5 separate regions of the Mus musculus genome follow, and all the other regions are linked to region 1. A link is a loop called in an ENCODE intact Hi-C map of the cell type or tissue named here. Cell type or tissue: left cerebral cortex. All regions are shown on one strand. Links, peaks and the distances in the headings refer to the core of each region. The heading gives the core; the rest is flanking DNA.

Evidence for each region. Peaks named below come from ENCODE experiments on the same cell type or tissue, not always from the same donor. Only the 100,000 strongest peaks of a DNase experiment are listed, where the experiment ranks them.
Region 2: it touches region 1 in a loop (9-fold over the local background); 16 of 42 quality-filtered maps call a loop at or near these places.
Region 3: a loop joins it to region 1, with 2.9 times the contacts of the local background. A loop is called at or near these places in 16 of 42 quality-filtered maps.
Region 4: a loop joins it to region 1, with 6 times the contacts of the local background. A loop is called at or near these places in 5 of 42 quality-filtered maps.
Region 5: it touches region 1 in a loop (4-fold over the local background); 14 of 42 quality-filtered maps call a loop at or near these places.

Annotation. Positions count from the first base shown.
Region 1 is chr10:69,449,555-69,455,616 of GRCm38, forward strand. No RefSeq gene overlaps it. Among named protein-coding and RNA genes, the nearest start is that of Ank3, 81 kb to the right of the region's middle. In left cerebral cortex, for the core only: CTCF peaks have their summits at 2,823 (motif pointing right) and 5,169 (motif pointing left); DNase peaks (open chromatin) are centred at 2,817, 3,608 and 5,112; H3K4me3 peaks cover 328 bases.
Region 2 is chr10:69,843,328-69,848,327 of GRCm38, forward strand. All of the region lies in intron 7 of Ank3 (ankyrin 3, epithelial), which reads left to right. Among named protein-coding and RNA genes, the nearest start is that of Gm33416, 21 kb to the right of the region's middle. In left cerebral cortex, for the core only: a CTCF peak has its summit at 2,595 (motif pointing left); DNase peaks (open chromatin) are centred at 1,181, 1,483 and 2,596; H3K27ac peaks cover 2,391 bases.
Region 3 is chr10:69,837,021-69,842,020 of GRCm38, forward strand. All of the region lies in intron 7 of Ank3 (ankyrin 3, epithelial), which reads left to right. Among named protein-coding and RNA genes, the nearest start is that of Gm33416, 27 kb to the right of the region's middle. In left cerebral cortex, for the core only: no CTCF peak of the experiment used is centred there; a DNase peak (open chromatin) is centred at 2,688; H3K27ac peaks cover 632 bases.
Region 4 is chr10:69,790,495-69,795,494 of GRCm38, forward strand. All of the region lies in intron 1 of Ank3 (ankyrin 3, epithelial), which reads left to right. Among named protein-coding and RNA genes, the nearest start is that of Gm33416, 73 kb to the right of the region's middle. In left cerebral cortex, for the core only: a CTCF peak has its summit at 2,833 (motif pointing left); DNase peaks (open chromatin) are centred at 2,104 and 2,781; H3K4me3 peaks cover 446 bases; H3K27ac peaks cover 1,502 bases.
Region 5 is chr10:69,532,568-69,538,629 of GRCm38, forward strand. It overlaps Ank3 (ankyrin 3, epithelial), which reads left to right and starts at 1,141. Exons shown (of 43, transcript NM_146005.3): 1 at 1,141-1,717. The coding sequence starts at 1,655. It overlaps Gm51806 (a long non-coding RNA gene), which reads left to right and starts at 1,723. Exons shown (of 2, transcript XR_003949008.1): 1 at 1,723-4,934; 2 at 4,982-6,062. In left cerebral cortex, for the core only: a CTCF peak has its summit at 3,239; DNase peaks (open chromatin) are centred at 1,156, 1,534, 2,360, 2,740 and 2 more places; H3K4me3 peaks cover 3,758 bases; H3K27ac peaks cover 2,524 bases.

The DNA of each region.
Region 1 (6,062 bases), core at 429-5,428:
CAGATATTCTCTCTCTCTCTCTCCCTCCCTGTCTGTACACATACATACATACATACATACATACATACATGCATACATACATACATGCATACATATATACATGGTATATATTTTTGAGACAGGACCTCTATTCCCCAGCATGACTGTAACGTGCTGTGTGATGGAAGATGACTTTGAATTTTCTTACATACTAGCTGCTGGGATTGCAGCTGTGTACCACCATCCCTGGAGAATACAGCACTGGAAATTGAATCCAGAGTTTTATTTGACTCTACCAACCAAGTCACAGACCCAACCCTTCATTCATACATACATACATATATATCATATATGTATATATATTATAACATATATTATATAATACATATTACATTATACATTTATATTTTTTCATGAGAGTAATTTTGGAAGTTCTGAAGTGAAGATGAGAATTAGAACGTTGTGATGAGCTAACATTGCTAAACTCTCTAGTGGGCACAGTACGTTGATGCTTTTCCCAGAGAAGAAACTGAATTCCAAATCCTCCACAGTGTCCTTAACTGGTGACAGAAAAATACTTAGAGTCATAGGCACCAAGAGCACCATGTCGTCCCTCTCTTTTATTTCATGTTCGTGGTACATTTTCTGATGTTTGTTTGTACCCACGTCACCTGCTTCCTTAGCCAGCGTGTCCTATTTATCATCGTTTCTTTAGAAGGACCTAGCTAGCATTGGGGAGATGGGGGAATGTTTTTTGTAATGGTCAGAGAGTAAATCATGTAAGAATCACAGACCAGTGTATCTCAGCCTTCCTAATACACTTGCCTAATAAACTTCCAATGCACTTCCTCATGTTGGGGTGACCCCCAACCATAACATTATTTCATTGTTACTTTGTAACCGGAACTGTGCTACTGTTTGTAATGTAAATATCTGATATGCAGGATATCTGATGTATAACCCCCGTGAAAGGGTCATTCGACCCCCCAAAGCGCTCACAACCCATATGTTGTGAACCACTGGCGTAGACTCCTCTAGAACTTGACTCTGCTACTGCAGCTCAAGGTTAAGTCCAGTTTGCAAATGAGCCACCTCCCTTGGTTCTGTTCCAATACAACTTTATAAAGACAGGTAGCAGACTGGGTCTGGCCAGTGCTTGGGGACCCCAGTCTTCAAGTCTGACAGTTTTAACCACCAGGGCAGGCTGTCCAGTAGAGAGCATCGATCCTGGCCTCAGTGGCTCTTTGTATGAATGTTTGTATCCTGCTTCTGTTTTCTAGCCAGGAGGATTAAGCAGAAACTCCTACCTACTCTAGACATTGGGGCCTCGGGCCGTCTCCCTGCAGAAAAGATAGCAGAAGTTGATGGAACTGAGCCGAGCCTCCCCTTAGAGTAGTGGCTCTTAACATTTCCTAATGCTGAGACACTTTAATACAGTTCCTCATGGTGTGGTGACACCCCTCCCCAACCGGAAGATTATTTTCATTGTTACTTAGTAACTGCAAGTTTGCTACTATAAACCACATTGCAAGCATCTGAATTTCTGATGCTCTTAGGTGACCCCTGTGAAAAGGTCGTTCCACTCCCTCAAAGAGGGGGGACCCGTTCCCTTAAAGCATCTTTTAGAGGCCACACCTAATTGCACAGGGAGCAGGGAGGTTCAGTCCTCTCGTGAGCCTAGAGGACAAGAGGCAGGTGCTGCCTAATGACCGGGAGCATTCTGAGAAGTGAGTCCTTGTGCAAACAGCCAAGTGTGCACTCACGCTAACCTGGGCTGTGTAGGTCAGTCACTTGACCCAGCTTCTTGATGCAGTCAAGAGACAAGGCAAATATGAGATGTGAGGCTGAGCCAGAGTCAACCTATCATATGGCCTTAGGATAAATATTGTTTAAAAAATGCAGGTAGGGAAGGTTACTCCAAGGACACACAGTATCAGTTTGATGAACTCAAATCAGTAGCATTGTTACAAAGTATTAGCACTGTTAGTAGTATGTGTCACTTTCATATGCCTGCCAGGGCTGCAGAGTTAACTGGGGGCAGTATTGCCATAGTTGGCAGAGGAGGAATGTTTTGAACCAAGGGGTTACAGTGGCCAGCTGATGAACATAACCATCTGCAGACATCTTTGAGGTATGTGTCTGTGGCACCAGAACTCAAGGTCACCCTTGGCTACAGGACATTTGGGGCCACCCTGGGCTACATTTGCCCCAGTTTCAATAAAGAAACCAAGAGATGGTGTTTAACAAGACCCAATGGCATAAATTGGTTTCATGTTAGACATTGTTAGTTTTGAAGGATTTCTAAGTTTTTATATTCTACCTTCTGTTGTCTCTTCTTAACATACGTATATATGGTTTTACAGGAAATCCTAGTCTTATAAAAATACTTAGATATTGTCAATTATTAACATATTAAGTGGCAACTACGTTGGAGTAACTATTACTGTTCTAATCAGTGATTTGTGTAAAAAACTATCAAATTAATTTTGTGTTACATGGGCTGAGAATGTAGCTCAGAGGGCTTGCCTCGCATGTACAAAAAACATGATTTTAGCCTCAGGACCACCTGAGCCAAAAGTGATGGTGTATGTCTATAATCCCAGTTCTGTCAGTTTCTGTGGAGGTGGAGGCAGGAGGATCAGACCAGAGATTCAAGGTTTCCTCAGGTATATAGTGAGTCTGGGGACAGCTTGAGCTACATAGAATCAGGTCTCCAGAGAGATGGAGAGAGAGAGAGAGAGAGAGAGAGAGAGAGAGAGAGAGAGAGAGAGAGAGAGAGAGAGAGAGAGAGAAAGAGAGAGAGAATATCACGTCAGCCAGTAGATGGCACTGTGGTGTCATGCTTGAAGAGAAGCTACAGGCGTGACCATTTGTCCTCACTGCAATCTGGCACAATTAAGGCAAAAATGACTTCATATTTCATTTAGAAAAATACAATTTAATAAACAAGCAGATAGGCTTTAACAGAGTTCTGGCAAGCCTTTCTTCCTTGTTTATAACCAGCATCCCCATTGCCTTTGGTGTCTTAGCTTTCCCCGAGGTTAAGCATGTCTTCTTCACCCCGTTCCGTGTATAAACCCAATTACTTGACCACGAGTGTTGCAGTTTACAAGCACCCAGATGTTTTACTGTTATCATTCCTTCGGTTCAAAGTATATCCATGAAAAAGTTTGTGTGGTCTATGATGACACACACATGTATGTATATATGTCTATGTATGTACACATGCACCGCCCTCCCCCTCCCCCACTACAGTTTCAGCCAGCTGCAGAGTATAATATGTTACAAAGTCTAAAATACCAGGGCTAGGACCTAGCCCAAGTTGTAGTGTGCAAGCCCAGCATGCAAGAGTCTCTAGATTCCATTCCCAGCACATATAAAATTGTGTGTGACTGCACATAACCCCAGCACGTGGGCAGTAGAGGCAGAAGGATCAGAAGAAGGTCAAGGCACTTCTTGTCTACCTAGCTGGAGTCCAGATCCTAGTTCAAATAATAAAACAAAGTAAGTTTCCATGAAAGTACTCCCTGCAGGTCTCTTCTGCATGTCCTGCCTGCTGGCACTGCGGTCCACAGCAGCGTGGCTCGCTCTGAGCACTCTGCGCAGACTCTCTTGGTAGCTTCAATAGGGATGTCCGGAGAACACCGCCTAGACTCCTCTTCCTTGCTCTTTGCAGCTTCTCTGGTACTTCTCGGCTGTGGCTGTCGCGGTGCTTGCTTTCTTGGCTGTGGTAGTGTATGCTGACCCACATTCCCTCTTTTCCAGAAGGGACAACTCCCTGAATGTTGAAGTCCCACGGATCACAATGACCTCCCACAGTTTTCTTTCAATCCAGAAATCAAGTCTTTGGCTCTCTCCATCTTGGGGTCTGCATGAGGGGGTTTGCATTTTGACAAATGATACAGGCCCCAAACCGGGGCACTCCATATTTTCCTCCCACAAAAAGCTTTCTGAAAGCAAACTCACTTCTCAGGATATTCCCAGATTTCTCGTGGCTCCATAAGTCCCAGATCTTCAACACTGTCCTGTGTGATCTGTCCTCAGTTTGAGCATTCCTCGCATCTTGTGGGTGTCAGCCTCAGCAGGCTTTTTATCTAATTTGCTACACAGGCCTTTGGCAACCAACCTGTAGACCTTGGGGCACACTCTCCTTTCTGCCTGGTGTTCCCCATGCAGCACTGCATGAACTTGGCCACGCCCACTGTTAGTCACATGTCCCCACAAACTCCTCCCCTGTCCTCCCAGGTGACCTGGGGTCTTCCTTCTGTGGCAGATCCTTACCTAGTTCCTATCTATTCCAGCACATTTTTCCCCCCTCAGCTCTGAATGCGTTTTTGCACACTGCCGTTTTCTGCGGTGTGATAGGCCACGCAGTGCAGTCTGACCAGCTGGCTCTCTGTTGTATTCCCAGCAACCTTCCGGGGACGGCCGGGCTGGCATCCACTTACTGAGAACTGTGGGAAACAAGTGTCTCAGGGCGTGAAAAGGCCAGTGATGTTCACTTTCTGAACCATAGCACCTCACTGAGAATTCATTTATTTTAAATGTGGCAGGTGGTGATGGCACACGCCTTTAATCCCAGCACTTGGGAGGCAGAGGCAGGCAGATTTCTGAGTTCGAGGCCAGCCTGGTCTACAGAGTGAGTTCCAGGACAGCCAGGGCTACACAGAGAAACCCTGTCTCGGAAAGCCAAAAAAAAAAGAAAAAAAAAAAAAAAAGAAAAGAAAAGAAAAAAATCTTAAATGTGAATAATGGCAAAAAATACTGTTCTGAGAGATTTGTTTGAAATTATTCATATGCAAGCGAACCTTTGGAATACCAACTATTTTATAAGTAATAGCTTAACCTTTTAAAGATTGTTTTTTTTTTTAATAGAATGTGTACAAATTTTAAATTTTGATGATGATTAGCTACTGTCGATGATATCAGCTAATGCAGTGGGAACATGCACATTGTCAGCTTGGCCAGACTTAGAATCATCATGGAGATAGACCACTGGGTATGTGCATAAGGATGTATAACCGAGGAAGAAAGCGCTGCCTTCAATGTGGGCAGCACCGCAGGCTGGCATCCTAGACTCAGTCAGACTGAGCACCGTTGCTACTCTCTGCTTCCCGACTTCAGATCCAATGTCCTGAGCTGTCTCACATGCCTTCCCCGAAGCAAAGGACTGGAGCCCTCCACTGGTGACTCAGAATAAATCTTGCCTTCTTTTAAGTTGCTTTTGAAAGGTATTTTGTTACAGCAACAATAAAAGTGACTAATAGAGACGACAAGTTCTTGGGCATCATGTCATTTGGATATATGAGATGTATGTGTATATGCTAGCCCTCACTCCTATAAATAGTCTCAAATTCAGTGAAAGGCATTAAGATACTTGTATTTTTAAAAATCTTATCATTTTCCCAGTAATTAAAATGGCAGCCCTAATCAAGCCCACAGACGACAATTACTCCTAAAATATACCTGAGTTCTGTGTCTAAATTTGAGCACTCCAGGAAAGCAGCAATAGCTCACCACCTTTCAAGCAAAAACTGTCTAAGCTGGGCCTCTATTAAAGTGCATTTTTCTAAATCAACATCCATGGATAGCTTTTCTTGCTGATTGAAAAACTGTTTCTTCAAATAATAGGTATGGAATACCTCCTTGCCACATGGCTTGCAGTTACTGAGACACACTGAAGTCTCTTCCTTTAGCTAATCTACAAGAGGAAGTGGCTGAGCAAAGAGGGCCAGCATGTGTGTATGTGAACATGTATGTGCATGTATTGTGTGTGTGTACATGTGTGTGCATGTATTGTGTGTGTACATGTGTGTGCATGTATTGTGTGTGTGTATATTTGTGTACATATGTGTATATGTTTGTGCAGGTATGTACGTGTGTATGTGTGTATGTTGTGCTCATGTGTGCGTGCATGCATGTGTGAGTGTGTGTGTAAGTGTGTGCATGGACAGTTAGTCACCAAAACCAGCCCCAGCCTGCTTTGAAAGGTCCGAACCGTGACTGGGGAGTAGTCCCATAAATCTTTCCGCTGCATTCCCCTCCCTGATAGAAAATGAGGTACTTTAAAAGATAATTATGTC
Region 2 (5,000 bases), core at 1-5,000, 390 kb after region 1:
TTCTTTACTGCTGTGTAAAATTCCATTGTAGGCCTGCTACAGGGAGGTGGGAGAGAGAAACAGGAGAGGCCTCAGAAGTTCACAGGTAGCCTGTGAGCTCACACAGTGGGGGTTGTGGGGAGAACAAGGCAGAAAGGATAGGAACAACACATGGACATGCACACACACATATGTGCGCACACTCTGGAATCCACAAAGATGAACAAGCACATATGACACAGACAGGAAAATGTCATTGCATACAACCACTTCATTTTCTGTAGCTATGCATCTGTTGATGAGCACCTAGCAGACTCTACAACAAGGCTTTTGTGAATGCAATACCCGCAGGACACACAAGTGTCTTGTAGTGTGTTGACTTCAGTCCTCTGTTCTCAATCCCGACAGGTGCACCAGGACCATTTGGTAGTTCTAGTTTCCGGTTTTTAAGAAACCTCCAAACCAATTTCCGTAATTGGTAGGCAAGCTTACACTCGCTCCAGCTAGTATATAAGGGTTCCTCTTTCCTCACATCGCGCCAGCATGCCCTGCCATTCATTTAACAAAGATGGTCATTCTGAACGGGATAAGATAGAGTCTTAAAGCCGTTTGAGTTTTCCCTGCTAAGAATGTTGAACACTGAGCTGGAGAGATGACACAGAGGTTGAGTGTATGTGAGAGCCAGCATCTGGTCATCAGGGATGGACCCAACAGAGATTTCACATTACCCAGTCTTTAGATTCCTCCGATGGAGACTTTGCTAGACTCAAAAACACCCCACTTGCAGTCAGTCCTCTCACCTATCTCTCTGCCTCCCTCCCAACCTCTCTCTCTCTCTCTCTCTCTCTCTCTCTCTCTCTCTCTCTCTCTCTCTCTCCTCCAGCAGTCCAGCAGAATTCTCTCATGCTGTTGGCTGCCGCTGCTTGTCACTCTGAGCTAGACTCTGCCTGGATCGGGGGCACGGGTCCTCCGTGCTAGCCCAGGCTTTAGTAAGGAGTTTATCAGGCCTCGAGGCTTATACATTTGGGGGCCTTTCCACCACGGCATCCAAACCCTCCCTTCTATCTGCAGTTGTGGAACTGAAGGCTCTTCATGCCAGCCTGAATCCCAGCAAGCTCGTACCAACCGACACAATCCCAGTAGGAAACACAGGCTCTGAGAAACAAAGCTCTCAGTCTCTTGACATCATCCGCCTTTTTCGATGTGCTGCTGTCAGCTTCACAATAGAAACACAGTTCTGGCCCTGTTCGAGGGGAAGGCAGGAGACCTTCTCCTTACCTGAAGAATCAATATGCAAATACCCATCAATTCCTCCACAGGAGCACTTTCTGTCTTGATTTGCTCCCAGTTCTCAGAACTAGCTCTTATGGGAGGTAAGGATGACAAGGGACCCAGTGCCTGTCAGTATGAAGGTCATTTGACACTTGAGAAGCAGAGTCTTTAGATAGAGGTATTCTGATCCTAGAATACCAGTGTAAGAGGGTCTGCAGGTGGAGTTGTGATTCCAACCCTGCCACCAGCAAACGTTCTTAATTGGCAACAGTTCTATGTCTCATTTTAGCAGATGGAGTTATTTTTGAACCATCCATTGGATTGTTGCAAGGATAAAAACCGAGCCTTAGATCTGCAAGCTGTATTTGTATGTGCACACGTGCACATGTGCTCATTCATTGCATGTTCATGTATGTGTACATGCAATGTATATGCATACTGTGCATATCAAGGCCAGAGGTCAACCTCAAGTGCCATCCCACAGAAACTGTTCACCTTATTTGTTTGCGGCAGAGTCTCTCACTGAGACCTAGGAATAGCAAATAAGGCTAGTGTGATGGTTTGTTTATACATGCTTGGCCCAGGGAGTTGTACTATTAGGAGGTGTGGTCTTGTTGGAGTGGGTGTTGCCTTAGTTGGAGTAGGTGAGGTTATTGTGGGAGAGGGCTTAAAACCCTCATCCTAGCTGCCTTGAAGTCAGTCTTCCACTAGCAGTCTTCAGATGAAGATGTAGAACTCTCAGCTCTGCCTGCACCATGCCTGCCTGGATGCTGCCATGCTCCCACCTTGATGATAATGGACTGAACCTCTGGACCTGTAAGCCAGCTCCAATTAAATGCTGTCATTATAAGACTTGCCTTGATTATGGTGTCTGTGCACAGCAGTAAAACCCTAAGACAGCTAGCCCATCTGGCCAGCAAGCCCAGAGGTCTGTCTGCCTCTGCCTCCCCAGTGCCGGGATTATACATATGTGGCAGTGCCCCCAGCTTACATAGCAAACACTTTACCACCTGAGCTGTCTCCTCAGTTCCTTTTATAATACTTTCTAAGAGTTTTAGAAATATAGAGGCTTCCTCTATAGGAAGTCCAAGGCGTTAGGCTTCATGCCCCCATTGGCTATGTAACTCAGCTTTGTGGGAGAGAACAGACTACAGACGAAAGCAGAGGAAGAAGATACTGGAGGTCTTCACCCTGCCAATCAATCGGCCTGTGTGACAAGGGTTAATAAAGGCTTCAACCCTGGGAAATCCCTTTCCTTAAGGAACAATAATAGCAGGGAAGCAGTGGCCTTAGTCCTGGGCTCACTGAGCTCAGTTCAACTGCTTCCTGGGTTGTTCCCTAGCTCAGTGCTCCCCCTACTGGCTAAGAACTAGATTTGCTCACATAGTGCTGCTGGTTGGACTCAGACAGACAGATCAAACCTCAAGTCACCCCAGGGCATGCTAGCCTCCCACTGTTGTCAATCCCAGTAAAGCCCACCCTGAGCTTGTCACCCAGGGTTCCCAATCCGGTCCACCCAGCTGAAGTCTTCGGCCAGAAGCTGGCTGATCTAAAGCAGCACGTGACTGTCCACAGAATAGCCATTCTTGCTTGTGGATCTTGTGAGGCAGAGGTGAGCAGGTACCTCCCGGGGGGTGTGTGGCCTGCAAAGTACAAGATTCTGCCGTCTGACTCTGTGCATCGAATGTTTATCTGGGGACTGGGAATGTAGATCAGTAATAGATTGCTTGCCTGGCATGTACAATATCCTGGGATTATTGATATCACACACACACACACACACACACGCACACGCACACGCACACGCTCGCACACACACACACACAGGCATCAGTTTTACCCACTTATTTTCCTTTTTTGAAAATAGATTCTTTTTTATAAAATGTATTCTAATTATAGTTTTCCTTACCCCAGCTCCTCCCAGTTCCTCCCCACCTCCCCTACTACCTGGATCCACATTTTTTTTTCTTTTCTTTTCTTTTCTTTTCTTTTCTTTTCTTTTTTTTTTTTTTTTTTTTTTTTTTTGGTTTTTTGAGACAGGGTATAGCCCTGGCTGTCCTGAAACTCACTTTGTAGACCAGGGTGGCATTCTTTCTGTCTCTCCTTAAAAAAAAAAAACAGGAATCTGAAGAAGAAGAATAAAATAAGATAAACCAAAAAACAAACAAGTCAGATTAGGACAAAGCAAACAAACAGAAAATTTTGTTTAAAAGCCATAGAAATATCAGGAGGAATACACACAGATGCAGAGACATACATGTACACACACAGGGATCAGGAGCACATATAGATGCAGACACACACACATGTGCACACACAGGAATCAGGAGCACATATAGATGTAGACACACACACACATGTGCACACACAGGAACCAGGAACACATATAGACACACATACATGCACACATGCTTGCTGATCTATGAAAGGATCAAGTTTAGCTCTTGGTACCACACTGAGAGGTTCACAACCACTGTAACTCCAGCTCCAGGGATCCAATTCATCCTTCTGATCTCCAAGGGCATCTGTTTACACATGTGGCATAAGCACACAAAAGCACACATACATGTACACATAAAGATAGATAACATATATAGACAGATGACACAGAGATGATACATAGATACATAGAAACATAGATACATAGTTGATACATTGATAAATAGATAGATACATAGATACATACATAGATAGATACATAGATATATAGATATATACATTATACATAGATATATAGATAAAAGATAGACACATACATATATAGATAATAGATAGATAGATGATAGATAGATAGATACATAGTTGATACATAGATAGATGATTGATAGATATATAGATAGATGATACATACATAATACATAAATATATAGATGATACATAGATAGATGATAGATACATAGATAGATACATTGGTGATACATAGATAGATAGATAGATAGATAGATAGATAGATAGATGCATAGATACACAGATGATACATAGATAGATAGATGACGATGATAGAAAGATAGGTAGGAGACAAATAATAAAATAATTTTCAGTTCAAGCATTAACAATTTGCCAACAATATCGGGTCAAAGTTCATGTCAAACAGCACTCCGTGAAAATGCAGTCAGCCAGATAAATGTGGTGGAAATTTTTAGAGAGTAAACTATTGGATTTCTTCAGTGAAGAAATAAGCATGGAGGAAATGGAAGAGAGAGTGGTGAGCTTTGCAGAGTGAAAGGCTTGTGAAGGATCTGGGAGCAAATGAAGCATCAAGATGAACCCAGACACTCAGAAAGGGCCATAGAGTTTGAGCACAGGTGGAGGCTTAGACACTGGGTGTTATTTCTACTGCTTTATTTCTGATAACAGCATTGCCAGCATATCTCTCTCTCTCTCTCTCTCTCTCTCTCTCTCTCTCTCTCTCTCTCTCTCTCTCTCTCTCTCTCTCCCTCTCCCCCTCCCCCTGCCCCTCTCCCTCTCCCCCCCCTCCCCACATATATATCATCTCCCTGTCTTTCTCCCTAGCCTGCCCCCATCTCAAAAGACTCGTTCTCCATTAAAGTTGATTTAATTGAGCTACTTATTAGATTCTCATTCTCTTCTTGGGTCTTGCAGCAAGAGAATACAGTGTGGTAGAAGCCAAAGGTTGATTGGTGTAGAGGAGGGGCTGTGACTTGAACTCAGGGCCCTGACTGTGCAAAGCAGGCTCTGTCTGTGCCCAGCTCCAAGGCTGATATTTAGTGAACCTGGATAAGGAGGAT
Region 3 (5,000 bases), core at 1-5,000, 390 kb after region 1:
GCATCACAGCCTTAAGAACGATGAGAACCACTGCTCTAAAACAAGAGTAACAAAGAATTGATACGGAGTATTGAATGCCTATTAGGGTAGCAGCTTAGCTAAGACAAGCCTTAGCAAGAGTTTGGAGACCAGGGAACTCTTACATACATGATAGGAAAGTAAAATCATCTGGCCCCCATGAAAAGAGTTGAGTGTTTGTTTGCTTAACAGAATTATTGTAAGGGGGCTGGAGAGATGGCTCAGCAGTTAAGAGCACCGGCTGCTTTTGCAGAGGTCCTGAGTTCAATTCCCAGCAACCTCATGGTGGCTCACAACCATCTCTGATGGCACACAGGTGTACATGCAGATAGAGCACTCATATACATTAAATAAATAAATCTTTTTTTTTAAAGAGAGAGAAAGCAAAAATTATTGTAGGCACCATCAATTACACTTTTGGGTACACACCCAGCCCAACCCCACAAAAAGAAAGCATTGTGGAGGGAGATTGTTCAGCTGGCTTGCTAGCAGCATTGTTCAGGAAAACCTAGAAGCTGAAGACCCCAGTGTCCAGGGGCAGGTGAATGGATCAGCAGGAGGTGGCACACAAATGCATTTAGACTATCACCTAACCTCAGGAAAAGTAAGAGAAACATACTGCACTCCAGATGCCACACAAAGGACCTCTGCTCGGGTGCAATGAGCCATCACAGTAAAAGCAAACGCTAAGTGATTGCATCCATGAAATGTAATGGACAGATAGACAGACACCAAGACAGAAGCAAAACGAAGATTTGACAGATGTCCTCTTACGTACAGTTCCCCTTTTCAAGGTGCAGAGAATTCTGGAGAGAGGTTGTGCCACGGTGCGAGTCACAGAAGGCTTACTTCACTCTGCACGTAGTGGCTAAAACAAACAAACAAAAAATGTTAAGGTATATGTAATTTACCACTATTAGTATATTGAAAGTCACCCCATTATGCTAGCTACACAGAAGTCCAGCAGGCTGTGAAGCCAGAGGGATGGGGCTTGGGGGGCCGCAGAGCTAAGATGGTATCGTATACTTATTCCTTCTCTTAGCAGTAACCCTTCCCATACATAATTTCTTCACTCAGTCATCAGCCCTCTTTCATTTAATTTAAATCCAATGTAAATTCTGCATTGTCGCCGCAAGGTAGGGAATCGGCCTGCCCTTGCTCTAGGGAAAAGCAGAAATGACCTTGCTTGAAGATAGTTTAAAGTGAACTTGAGTTTTTATGGGAACGCTGAGAAGGGAGAAATAACTAGGCATTCCTCAGCAGAGGGAACAGCTTATTCCATATCTCTGGCATTAACAGCCACGGATAGGAAGGACCCCACCCCTTTCTACTGAGGAATAGCACATGCATTGTTAGTTACCATGTGTGCTTCCAGTGTGGTGTCTGCCCCTCCCCAGCCTGATGTCCCGGGTTTCTCTGCTGTGCTGCCCACAACAGCACAGTCTTGCTGTGGCCCTAAACATTCTCTTCTGATACCCCCTGTATTCATCTTGAGAGCTGCCTCTTCTAGAACCTTCTGATTTCACCAGGTGACTTCATGCCTGCATCACCTGAAGTTTCTCTATCCAAAATAATTCTTTCATAATAGCCTCAAGAGGAGCAATGATCTCATATGCTTTGGTCACTGTCTCTATAGGAATGAAGAGTGTCCTGCCTGGCGCTTGTATGCTTCTTAACTACCAGGCTCCATTCCTTTTTATTTCTTTTATTGCATTTAATTGTGTGCACGTGTGCACATGTATGCACTCTGTATGTGTGTGTGTGTGTGTGTGCGTGTACTCGTGTGTGCACTCACGCGTGCACTTGAACACCTTCGGGCGTGTACCCATGCATGCTTCAGGCACATGTGGAGGGCAGAGGACAAGCTGCAGACATTCATGCTCTGTACCCCCTCCCCCATCATGGGGGTCCCAGGGATCGAACTCAGGACATCAAGGTTTGGCAACAACCGCCTTTCCTCAGTGACCCATCTGACTGCCCCACTTAGCTCCATGTCTAATCTCGGGACCTTCTAGGCGTTCAGTGTTAGCAACCTGATTTTATAGGTAAGAAATATGTGATGTCAAGAAACTCAACTGGCTTGTCTTAAATTGTGCACATAGTGTTGGGCAAGCTCTAGAACTGAGCGTAGGTGACAGTCCAGCAACCCCAAGCCACTGCTGTTGTGGCCTTCTTCTAGATTCTCCATACTTCCCTAAGATTGGAGGCTTGCTGCAGGTAATTTCTCACCAACACAGCACTAGCCTAGTGAAGGAAGTAGCAACCTGGAGTCAGGAAAACTGTGTGACAAATTACTTTTGAGTCTTGGAGATCATTCGTAAAATATGGATAAGCTTAATATCTCTCTTTCTAGGACCATCTTGTATTAAATGAGATTTAAAAAGGAACATTTTTTGCTTTTCCTTCCTCATTTTTCATGTGACTCTTCTGGCCTGGAACTCACTCTATACAGACCAGCCTATTCTTGAGCTTGTGGGACCTGTGTTCCTCTGCCTCTCAGGTGCTAGAATTTAAGGTGTATTCTGTCACAGTTGTATCTCTTGCCAGCCCTCTGATGGAGGTAGGGGAGGTATTTGTCTGTCACGTGGACGCACTGTAATTACAGGATATAGCTCATTCCCTCCAGCATCCAGCAAGACAGCACATGTAGGAGCTTGGGTACCAGGTCTGTTCTCACACTCAGTGAGTTGTGCTTCTACGTGGGTGTGTAAGGAGTGCCTGTAAAGTTACAGCCGGCATAGGGTTACTTCTCATTGTTAACAGTCTTCTTTCTTTTTTCTAAGCCAGTTTTAGAGTTGAAAATACATAGCACAGGTTTTTGTAGGAGCCTGGGGGGTGGGGGTAATCATTGTCATATAAACAGTGGCCTGTGCTGAGATGACTCAGAGAAAGCTGCCTTCTGTGGAGGCCCAGCAACAGGGGTTTTGACCCCTGGAATTTACAAAAAAGGTGGAAGGAAAAAACCAACTCCACCCATGCACCACAGTACACAGGCCCCCCGTGTGCACATACCTTCAATACACAAGAGCAAATAAAGTAATAAAATGGCCCAGTGGTTAAGAGCATTGCTGCTCATCTGGAGGACCCAAGTTCAGTTCCCAGCTCCAGCTGTCTGTAGTTTCTGCTCCTCTCCAGGAGTTTCGATACCTCTGACCTCTAGGACAGCACTTTGGTTCACATGAGCACACCCACACACAGATACGGACACACATGTGTGTAGTGAAAATAAAGCAAAGTCTTTTCTGTTTTGAAAAAGAAAAAAAAATAAGCGTCATTGTAAAATCTCCTAGGAAATGACCCAGTACGCTTGCACAAAGCCCAGGAGGCAATCACTGTATTCCGGTGATTGCTGCTCCCCCTCATGAGAAGTGGGAGGCAAAATGTGCCCTACGAAGTTAGGGTCTTAACCACATTTTTGTAGTTTGATGTCTTTAAGGGGTGAAGCTGCTGATGCAAAGGTCTGTGTGAAAGTCCAGGTGGAAGGTGATTGAGGAAAGGGCCAGGAAGCCCCGTGTAAGAGCAACGGGAGACCTTCCCAACAGGGAAACAGCCATGATCTGTGTTTTGTTAGGCATTTGGCCAGATAACAGACCCAGAAGTTTGAAATAATTAAGCTTGCTTATCCTGTAAATTTGTTTTCTCAATATTCTAAATGGTTATCCAGATCCTGTTAGTATCCTCTATAAATATTTATACAGCCAATTCTCTCCATTATATATAAAGCATATATGTGTGTATGAGTTTGACTTTGTGTGTGTGCGCGCGTGCATGCGTGTATAGCCACCATATGTAAAAATGATTGAGAAGTAAATGACAGGGAAAGGAAGCTGTTGGGTAGGCTTATTAATGCTTTACTTTTCAGGTAGAGTAGTAATTATATTCAATAACATTATAGAAAAGTTAAATAAGGTACTGTTTGTATGGGTGATGAAATTGTGGCTTTTAAGGAAGCCCAAAGGGTTTGGTAAAATGGGAAGGATGATACCTGGGAATTGGGAGCTATAGATCTTGGCCAGATCCAAGTTCTGTAAATGGCTTAACCACCCTGAGTTTTTTCTCTCCTGGCCATTAGACCGAATAAATTCTGATGTCCTTATCTGTTAAACCACATTGTCAAATGCTAATGTATTCTGTAACATTTTGAATGTATCGAGAAAAAAAATCCTTTGGTAAAAGAGAAAAACACATTCCATTAATATGCTAATTCATTCTAAAGCAAAATTTGATTTAGTTTGTTCAAAACTCCTATCAGGCCAGCTTTGCCAGACACTACTGCGAACCTGCACTTGGGAGACAGGTAGGAAGGTGAAGAGTTCAAGGTCACCTTCAGTTATGTGGTAAAAATGCTATCTCAAAGACAAATCACATCAGATTAAAGACTCTAGCTAGCTTGAAGTTTTTTTTTCTGTGTTTTAATCTAAATTTCTCATCACAAGTAACACAGACCTTCTGCCGCAGTGAAGGGCAGGGGATTTCAAAGCTCAGATGCGAGGGTTGCTGCTGAGCAGGTAAAGCTGACACAGGCCTGTCACAGTCACCGGTGAACACAGACCACCGGTGTGAGCTGAGACCCAGTGTTGGCACGATACAGGTCTGGTTGTACTGAAAAGTACCCACTTTCCCACTGTGCCCTGTGCCAATGTCCAGGGCTGTTATTTTTAGAAAACATGAGGGTACATAAGATGTCTACAACCCTCCCATGAATGACAAGTGAGTTGTTGGCCCGACGTGTGTGTGTGTGTGTGTGTGTGTGTATGTGTGTGTGTGTGTGTGTGTGTGTAGCCCTTTTAAAAGGCGTATATGTGCAAATACAAATGTTGAGGGACTTCTCCTGCTCTTCTATGTCTTATATATTATATAGTCATGTCACTTACTTCCTAGGGAATGTGTCTCTCGGTGTCCTTTCTAATGTCCCCTCACCTTACATAGGATGCAACAGTCCTGTGACAGGAGAGCTCTGAGGCCTCCCTGGGACTCCCTGA
Region 4 (5,000 bases), core at 1-5,000, 340 kb after region 1:
CCTTAAGACATTTGCATACCCTAAAAGTAAGAGCAGTCTTTGCCTTCTTTATTTCAGGAAAAAATATAATTGATATTTTCCCATAACATGCATCTGATGGTTCCATGTAATAAAGTTGCTTTTCTTATTTGAAAATAAATTAATTTAATTTTTTCCGGTTTTATTTTTTCCTGGGCACTATAAATGATAGTTGAGAATGGACAGGGCCCCCTGAGACAACTAACCTCAAGGGACGTGCCTGTAGATACATTGCCTGGTCAGCCTTTGGCTGGTTTTATGCTCAGTTGCTAAGAAGCATTATGCAAATTAGGTCAGGCTCATGGATTTGGTCCCTGGGTGGACAGTGATATCCACTTACTTTAATGGTCCCAACCAAACAACTTAGCAAGCAGGCTGTAAGAGACGACTTTAAAGTAACAGTGGATGGCCATGGTAATCAGGGAGTCCTTTTGTGCTGTTTCATTTGTTCGGGCCCTTTAGATTAGCAGTCCTGGGAGCTAAATCTTACAGCTGTTTTTACTTTTACAGTGAGGGTTTGTTATGGTTTGAATTCCCACTCATGTAAGATCACGTCACTTGTGAGTTGAGGAGCCAGGTTTGAAGAGAGGCATCAAGGGTACAGAGCCTAAAATCAGAAATGGTTAAGCCAGCAAAGATGGATTAGCCTAGCACTTGCTGTCCGTCCACGATAGATACCTCTGAACCAGCTCTTTCGTCTGCACATGGGTACAGCTCCTGAATGTTAGTCTTCACTCCCAGTACGTTTTGTAGCGTATCCAATTGTTAAAACCACAGTAACCCAAAAGACACCTACTGCCTTGTAACCGTTCAGACCTGCAGTTTTCAATAACCTTTCCAACAACCAAGATAAACCACCTTGAGGCTAGGCTGAAGTCTTCTCTTAAATGTATAGCCAAAAAACAAACACACACACACACACTCACACAGAGCAAGCTATCTTTGTTATGTTTTTCTTGGACTTAAAAAAGTTGTTGATCATCCCATACATATTTGCTCATTTAAAAAAAATTTTTTTTTTACTGTATTCAGTGGAAAACTGGTAATGTTTCCTTTGCAAATTTTAACCAAGGGAAGGATGAATGAATTAAGATACCCAAATCATTTTGTGTTTCTGTCAGACTCTTGTCTCATTTCACTTACCTCTTCTTGGAATCCATTGTATCCAGTGATCATAGTTCTTGATCAGTACATTATCATATAGTGAGAACTTACTGACGGCTGTGGATGTAACCTAGGAGCCAAGTGCTTTCCTTAGCTGGGAGGGGTCCTGAGTTCAATCCCCACCACCACCGGGACAGCAGCAGAACCACACTTTCCTCACTGTGTCTTTAGCACAAACTTCTAAAACCTTCTTAGTAACCATGGTTTGACATGGAAATGAAAAGTTGGATAGACGTCCTGATTTGACCATCCGACATTGGATGTGTGTGTTGAATTATCCTTTTCAACCCATGGAATTATTAAAAATTGGTTGGGAAGAACTGTGGCATATTGAGTCTCCTCTCAGTAGACTCGTGGAAGGGGAATGGTTTCGTTTACCAACAGCTCCAGCTGCACCATCTGTTGTGCAGAGTTTAGCATGATCAGTTCAAGCCTTCATCTCACCGGCTAATTTCCCCCTCCCTCCCTCTGGTGCCGTGTGGCTCACCCTTCAATTCCGCCCAGCCTTTGGTCTCCAGGCCTTTAATTATCTAACTAGGAATCCTAGTCCAGCAAACTGTCATTTCCTGGCTGATCTTACCACAAAGAGTGTTATTTGGGAAGCGTGCAAGTCAGTATTTTCGTTCACAATATTAAGCCTGACCACACTCAGAAACAAAGTCAAAAAGAACTCAAGAAAATGTTCATCTACTCAAGTAAATTTTTTTTTTACCTCTGTCTACCTAGCCCAGTTTTAGCCTATCACTGTTGCTGTTTTGAGTTGCTAAGTTTAAATTGGTCCCTGGATTAAATATTTTAGGACACATGTCAAGAGCTCCCACTTAATAAGAATCCCGAGGCTTGAGCTTTTCAACCTGGTTTTGATTCACACTATGCTAAATAAATGGAAAAGTCCCAAGCAGCCGACGCATTTATGTAATCCCCCACACGGAACACCGGAAGTTGCTTCCGCGCAGATTCTGAGTGTCTGCAGCATCCAGTAGCATAGAGGGGTATTTTCAAAGCCGCTGTTCTTGTTTAGCTAATCCCATGGAATAAAGTCATATTTGCCTTGTTAACAAAGACCTCCAAGTTTTGATTGCATGATACTCTCCTACTTCGTTTTCTCTTTAAAAGACAGACCTGTCTGCCACCATTGTCATACTGCCGCGTGAGGAGTAAATCCTGTTTAGACTTAGATAAGGGACTTGTGTTCTCTAAGCCACATGAAGTGACATGGATTGTCCTTTGTGGAAAGGGAGGTTGGATCAGTGGAATTTGGAAAGCACATCCAAATTAGGGGCCCAAATGGGGGGTGCAGGGAGAGGAGGAAAATGGGAGGGGTGCAGGCGGGAAAGTTCAGCTAAGTCGTTCTAATTTACACTGTAGTGTAGTGATGTAGTATTGTCTTCTTGTAACATGAAGGATAGAGAAAAGCATTAAATCCGCGTTGGCCAGGTACTTCCCTGCTGTTGTGATTAAATACTTGACAAGAAGCAACTTAGTGGGAAAGGCAGGCAGCTTAGGTCTGAGGTTTGCTGCAGACAGTGCCTCTGCAGTCCTGAGGCAGCCTGGAGAAGTGAGGCCAGTCCTCCAGTGAGAGACCCACGTCCTTCAACGTGACTCCACCCCCTAAAGCTTCCATGACCTTACAACACAGTGCCACCTGCTGGAGACTAAGTGTTCAAGCATAGGCGCCCGCAGGGGACATTTCATACTCAAATCATAACCCCACGGAGCCCAAGTGACATTCTGAACGAATTTTCTTTCCTTCAGTTTTCTGACCATACAAAAGACAAGGCACGGTGACCTTTTCTTACCTCAAGAAATAAAATGTGCTTTAAAAAAAATAGGATCGTACATTTTTGTTCTGTAACAACAAGCTACTGGCTGATACTGAATCGCTATTGTATCAAATCTACTGGTTTTAAGCTCTACGCTCACTATTTAATAAACAATATTTAATATACTCACTAATATTTAATATTTAATACACTCACTATTTAATAAACAATATTGCAGTGAGTCAAGGCAGATACATAAGGACCTAGTATCCTAACCACATTGTAAATAAAGACTTCATGATATACACCTAATGTTCCTTGGGGGATGGTTGCTCCAGACAGCCACATTCCTTGGTATCCAATACTTTGCAGGCTTCCTCTAAGTCACAGGCAAACAGGACATGATCATGTGAGGGAAACCAGAAGCAAAGGAACCAGATGATAACCGTGACCAGAACTAAGCAGGGAATGACTGGCCATGAGAAAGGTTACGGTCCCATGAGTCTACCATTCTTCCCAACAGACAGGAAAGGATTTGGGTCTCGCATTAATACTGGGGACCCCTTTCATATATAGACTGTATATGATACCTCAAATATAGACTATTATCAATGTTACCTGCTGTCTTCTTCCAGTCCACATTGCGTTCCCCTTTGGAAAAAGAAAAGTCCCTGAAAGAAATGTGGTCACCAAAAGGACTGAGTTTCCTTGAATTTATGTGTTCAGATAAGGAAATTCTCTGCCTGCAATCATTAACATTGACTGTCAACTGGAGGAATCTGGGATCAGCCAGGAGACACGCCTCTGGGAGTGGCTATAAAGGAGCTATCTAGAACAGGTTAATTAAGATGGGAAGAGCCACCTTAACTATGGGAGGCACCATCACATAGGCTGTAGTCCTGGGCTGAATAAAACAGAGAGTGAGCTGGGTAGGCACTAAAACCCATCTCCTTCTGTCTTCTGATAGTGGATACAGTGTGGCTAGATGTCTCTAGTTCATTGCCATGTCCCCAGGGTTCTAGTTTCATCCCAAAACAAAACTAACGAACAAGCAAACAAAAACTTAAGAGAGAAAAGGATTTATTCCACCTTGACATTCCAGGTTTCTGACCACCATTGAGGGAAGTCAAGGCAGGAACATGGTGGCAGCCCTGTTTGCTATTCACACATCTTACCTCTGATGGAGGAAAGTACAGCATCCCTGAAGGATGCTGCCTGCTGACCCACAGGCTGTTTTATTCTCATCTAGCTTTCTTATATGGTTCAGCACCACTTGCCTAGGGCTTTTACCACCCACAGTGGACCCTCCAACCTCAACAATCAAGACAGTCCCCCAAAGACCAATCTAACCCGTAGCCCAATCTGAGCTAGGCAGTTCTCTAATTGAGATTCCCTTCTTAGGTAATTCTGGGTTGTATTAAGTAGACAGAGTTAACCAAGATGCCCACCATTAATGGACTGAACCTTTAAACTGTAAGCCAAAGTGAACCCTTTGTCCCTTAACGTTGCTTTTATCTGGGTATCTTATCACAGCAACAGGAAAGTAAGAAACCAGCACTGTTCACAGCCCAAGGCTCCCGAGCTCTGACAAGACTGTGGAAGTCGTTTCTTCCACTGTGTGAGTTAGCACTTCTCTTGTGTCTCTTTGTTCCCAGAGCTAAACCATGCCCAAGTGCAGCAGAAGTTTCAGACTGGTAATAAATATATCTGCCAATTATAGTTCTTAAAAATAATTTCTATGCCTGTGGTTACTTTTTAGGCTATTGATACAATTGGTTACATATTAGAATGATCAAAGATTTAGTGTAAGATTTAAGATTAGTGTATCCTTTTGTATGGCTTTGCCTTTATACAAGTACAGACAAGCTTGTCCTGTACAAAGATACCCTAGAATAGAATAACGTGAGTGCTTCCTGTTAAGGTTAAGGTTCATAAATACTTTAAATGAGTAACCACACCTATTTTCACACTATCCTAGCCACAGCAGAACTTAATTAACGTTGTTACAGTCTTTGATAAATTGGAACAGTCACAACTCACCATTAGTCATAGGAG
Region 5 (6,062 bases), core at 1,063-6,062, 84 kb after region 1:
AACCCTGCTTAAATGATAGATGAGAAATGGTGATTTTGGCTTCAGTATTTTAGCATTGTGTCTCCAGTATTAAATAGCTCCATGTACCTCACTGAAAACTGGCCTTCTGGGTCTCATTTACGCTCCTGTATGTCTTTGATCATATTAATTAAAATCCACTTCCCTGAGCCAGCCTCCTCTCTGGATTCCCGCTCGTTCCTCCCTTCCTAGTGTACATGTGTTTTAGCTCAAGGGACCTGCTTCCATCTTAAAGGTGATCTGGCCGGGATTGGGGGGGGGGGACCCAGAACCTTATTCCTTCCTAACAAGAATGGATTCCTAACACTTTCCAAAGATGCTTAAGCGACCACACCCGACAGTAAATCAGCTGTGTTCCGATGCGTGGACCATTTTGGAGACTTTCCACAAAGGAGTGAAGTCACCCAGAGACCTCTCAAAATCTTGGTGGCCCAGAGCAGGAGTGTGTGCCTCTGTGTGCTTGGGGACCCTGTGGTGGCTGTAATGTGGCCAGAGACCTGCACTGACCTGAGTGCCTTATCCAGGAGCACAGGATGTTTCTGGCACAGAAAAAGCCAGGGGCTGAACCTTTTGGATTTCTTGAATATTCTGGAGGGCTCCTTTTCATGGTTGGTTTGATATATTCATGACCAAAGCTTGAATGTGGTACTGGCAACTTAGGTATGGGCTCCGTGTGACAGATTCTTCATTAGAAGTCCATAGCTTTGGTTAGGCAATCTGCAAACTTTATTTTATTTTATTTTATTTATTTTTTGCTAATTACATTTTAAAACAAAACAAACAACAACAACAAAAACCACCTCACTGGGTAAGAATCCAGCTTTGTCTTCTGTAGTAACAGGTCTCTTTATTGTTTTTAATCATGGGGTTGGGGTTGGGGGTGGGGGAGAGAGAGAGAGAGAGAGAGAGAGAGAGAGAATGTGTGTGTGTGTGTGTGTGTGTGTGTGTGTGTGTTTTCACGAACCAGTAACCCGATCTCTCGTTACCACCCCCACTGCTGCCTCCTGGGTATACCCAATGCTTTCAACACATGTGTCCTCTGGAGGCTTGATCTCAGAGCATTTACATTCGGCTTGGCTTCCCAGCTTGCAAACTGCAGTGAGCCAGCCCCTGGGACGCTTCAGAGATTCGTCAGCAGTCTAGCTTATTCCTGTGTGTGTGTGTGTGTGTGTGTGTGTGTGTGTGTGTGTGTGTGTGTGCAGCGCACATGCACGTATGCCTCCCCCTTTCTCTCTCTCACCATTTCCAAGCTAGAATCACCGTGGAGAAGCAAGCCCTGAAATGTTGTCAAGATCTTTTCTCGGGGTAACGACTGGCTAAAAAAACAAATAAAAAGAGAGAGAAAGGAAGAAAAAGAAAGAAGGAAGAAAGGAAGGAAGAAAACAAAGGGTTGGAATATTGATTTTTCTTTGGAGGAATAACCAGGGCTTTGCTGGAGAGAACACCCAGTTCCTCCCTGAGGCGAGCTGAGTTGCCCGTGACAGCAGCCAGGGCTGGCTTGAAGCAGCCGCTCTGCCTGGGGAGTTCCCTAAATGGACTTTGGTCTCAATGCTGTGACTCTTTGCCGTGGGTTTGGATGTGGGAACACGGAAGGTGATCTCCTGCCTCGTCTCAACTCCCCTGATCTCAAGGAAAGATGAGTGAAGAGCCAAAGGAGAAGCCCGCCAAGCCTGCTCATAGGAAGAGGAAAGGAAAAAAGGTAAGAGGCAGGATCAACACGTTCTTCATTGTTCTCCCGGCTCCCGGGAGGTGATCTGGAGGCTGCCTTTTCCAGAGAGCTGTCTTTAGCCCGAGAAAGAAGCCACTAGAAGCAAGAATTGCTTTTGTTTTTTTCTCCCCTGTTAATGGGGTGTGTTCTGGGTTGCTGGCAAACACCTCGACTGGGGTCTATGGCTACAATATTGAAACAGTTAAAACATTGTGATTTGGATTTGCTGAGCTAGTGTTCCCTCTAATAGCAATGAAAGGAACATTAAGTAAACATATGTCCTAATTATGTGAGTGGGTGTGTTTCCCCTACCTTTTGAATTTTCCCCATGCTTGTGATCGGTAGGGTACAATTACTAATGAATATTCTTATGTTATGGATGCTAAGCTTTAATATATATTTTAGGCAAACTTGGGGAAACCTGTAGTTAGACTTTAAAAAAAAAACCCAGCATGGAGGTGAGCTCCATTTTAATTATCGATTCCTTTGATGGCGGATAAATCTCGGGTCTGCATTCAGCCCAGCTGCCTGTCAGCCATATGTCTCCAGGATCCATTCAGTTCATGGGATTCATTCTGCTTTCCACGCGGTTTGAGGTTTTGTCAAAAGAGCGGCAGAGGATTGCAGCAAACCTGTAGATTCATTCTGGGTGTCACGAATGTGCGTGTCATCCTAAGATGTGCCCTGAACTTTTCTGTTCATTTTGAAATGGGAAAGAAAGGTGATTCTCAGATGCGGGACTGTGATTTTTTTTTTAACCCACTGTGGCTCATAAACTGTCTCAGATTTAAGGTGTGCCACCAGAGGCAAGGCTAGATACATCTGGAACAAAGAAAAACAGGTCCCTTGAAACAGGACTGTAGCTCATGGCTTGTTGAAGGAGGATGGGTGATGGGCTCTCTGCGTCTTCAGTTCGAATTCTTAGATTTTTATGCTTTAATGCCCAGGTCTGATATATCTGCTGATGTCTCTTTAAAATGATTCCTTGCCTCCCAATGTGATGTATGCTCAGCCAGTGGACGCCCAGGGAATGATTGGGTATAGTAGAGAACATGAAAGATTGCAACCCTTGCTTGAATCGATCAAGCATTTCAAAAAATGCTCATAGCCTACTTACTATTTATGAAAAAGGTTCCTCTGAATAAGACATACTTTAATGGAGCTGCTACCAGCAGGCTCAGCTGAGGCATGTTCGGGGACATGCCAACATTCTTGGGCAGCCGTTCAACACCCTACCAAGTGAAGCTGTACAGATTGGTTTGAAGTCAGCTCTCCCCTCTTGGACCTTGGCTCCACAGGGCTTGACGGTATCAGAAAAGGTGCGAGTGTGATTTCCCCAGGGAGCGGGTCGCAGCTGCACAGCACAAATGATTTGCTTAATGCCTAGCCGAGGGGTGGCCTTTCTCAAGGCAAACTGTCAGCTCTGCTCATGTTTCTGAGCTGATCCCCTTAAGTGCCTGACAGGCTCCACCACGATTCTGAACACAGAGTGTCACAGAGAACCCAGGCGGACACATGAAGCCTGACAGCCCAATCTAGATGAAAATGAACAGCGTCTTGGGGTGGCTGTAAATCACGTGGACTCTTTGGACCTGATTCTTTTTTTTTTTTTTCTCCCCCCTTCCCCTTGAAATTTTTTTTCCGGCATTATCTCATGTCTCCCATGAGGTGATTCTGTGTGGTGCAGCGCACAATGCATTAGACAGCCATGAGCCCTTCCCATTCGATGCCACAGTGTCCTGCCTGCTGCCTCCATGTTCTTGACTAAAGCCTCCGTTGCCCCCCCCCCCCCCACTTCTAAAGTCTGTGTTGTGGCTCAGTGGACTCCAAATTCCAGACCACCAGACTCCAGTCCTTCAAAATACTGCACCCTTGTGCCAATGTTTTGTCTTTCATTCCTGTGAAGGACAGTGGAGTTCTTACCAGCATCCACCCCCACCCCCAAGCTAAACCATTTTCTTCTCACACCTATCTTTGACACCAAGAGAGCCTTTCAGTATCGAGTGGTTTAGTGTTATCCCTTGCATCCTTGAAGGTCAAGTGTCCCATCCCTTGATTCACCTTGGTATGCAGAGAGCAGGCCCTTGGGGAATGGTCCACCCCCCTCTTCTGCCACTGCATTCAAGTTAGTGTTAGAGTCCGGTGTTCTTAGGCACATGGACTCTCTGATGTTCATCACAGCCGCTTGGTATGCAGTTGGCGCTAAATAAGTAACTTCTCTCTAGGAGTTTAGAAGAGCCACAAAAAAAAAAAAAAAAAAAAACCAAACAGCTCTTCCGTTAGGAAACCTTGTCTCATATTTTCCAGCTCAGAGAGATTATCTTTCACTATTGGTTTGAAAGTGAATCGTCTCTTTAAATCAGCAAATATTTACATGTTTAAGAGAATATGCATTAATTTTAAACTAGGTGGTTGAGAATGAAATGGAATATACTTTAAAAAAAAGAAAAGAAATTATGTTTGGCTTTTAAATCAGAGCTCAGGAGTAGCTCAGGAGGCGTCTGAGTGGCCCAAGTGACCTGCACTGCAGTAGCGGTGGGTGTGGCCACATGCAACATCTCAGATGAGCCGTTCACCCCACCCTCTCTGTGGTGTTGCCCAACCTCCTCCCAAACCCTTTCAGTACTCAAGGATGCTGTTACATGGGCCTCCATTTTATATTAAACCCGTCTGTGGATGAAGTTACATCTGTGTATAGAGGGAAGTACATGGCAAAATGGCTGTGAAGATTTTGTGCTGCTGTGGATGGTGTTCAGCTCAGTCAGCAAGCTTAGGACATTTGGATTCACACTGTCTCATGGAGGTGTTTTTAATAGCGAGAAGGCAACACCAGTGTAACAGAGCCAATCAATTATTTCCGTTCTCTAATAATAAATTATCTAATAAAGACAATTCCTTTCACTAATAATGCCTGTATTCTGTTGACCTTGAAGAGGGTGTGTGTGTGTGTGCGCGCATACATATGTACTGTTTACCCAAGATCTTTATCTCTCCTTCTTCTAGTAAGAGAAGAAGAGTTTACTAATACCCAGGAGCCCCACGTGCTCATCTTCTCCTGCTTGTAACTGGGCAAGTCTTGCAGGAAGAACAGTCAGATAGCATAGCAATCAGAGGTTCGAGAAGCAGAAGAAAAGATCAGTCAGATAGCATAGCAAACAGAGGTCGAGAAGCAGAAGAAAAGATCAGTCAGATAGCATAGCAATCAGAGGTCGAGAAGCAGAAGAAAAGATCAGTCAGATAGCATAGCAATCAGAGGTTCGAGAAGCAGAAGAAAAGATCATCGACGGGATCATATTTTCTAGAGTGATTGAATGACAGCAACTAAGCCATCTCCATGGGGGGGATTTCAGGCTTGCCTGGGAGAGGAAATGCCCGCCAGGCAAGCATTCTTTCTGCCTTACTGTAAAAAAATGCCAGGCTGGTTTGGTTGAACCAAGCCACCACAGGGAGGATGCACAAAGTGACATTTCATGACTGTGCTTTCTGGGTATTCCTGTAGGCCACTGTGCAGGGTGACGTAATAAAAGAGCATCCATGTAGCATGGCTTTGATGAACTTTACCCTCTCAGGGGTCTCTCTGCTGGAAATCTGAGGCCAGGTGCCATTCAGTCAACTTCTGAATCTTTCCAACCTGCAGACTTCTTAGGCTGCTCACTCACCCTCTCCCTAAGGCTATGTCCCTGGCTAGCCCCCTGTCTTCCTCTATAATAAGACCAGCAGTAGTGCTGGTCCACGATATCACCTCGTGATCACATTTAACTACAGCCATCTCTTGAGAACTCTATTTCCACAATTTGGGTAGTAGATGGGATGAAATTCAGTCCACAACAGCACCCACGTGGAAATGTTTGATCAGGGTTCCAGCCTTACTTAGGTCCGTGTCACAGGACACACAATGGTGATGATGTTCTGTCTGTTCACACGTGCTTCACTGAGCAGATGTGGTCCGGAGTAGAGATGAGGGCAGGTATTATGGGTGCCAAAGACAAGTGGATACAGGTTGTCTGGAGGCAGAAAGGTGGAGTAGCAAATTCTAGTTGGGGGAGGAGGTTAGGAAAGGAGAGATGGGAAAGGAGAAAGGACTAGTCTGGATAGGTCTTAGGAAATTGCATGTTTCCTAAATGAATGTGGTAAGAACCTTCCAGAGACAATGCAAGGCAAGGAAAGGTTTGGAAAGTCCTGGTGTCCTTAGGGATCTAAGCCTTAGCTTATGTGTTTGGGAGAAGGATCCCAGGGATGGATTGTGGCCAGGTATGACAGTGGCAGAAAGGAGAGCACACATGACTCTTTGTTCGTTTTTGTTTTTAATGTGGATTCTTGGGATGAAACTTAGGCT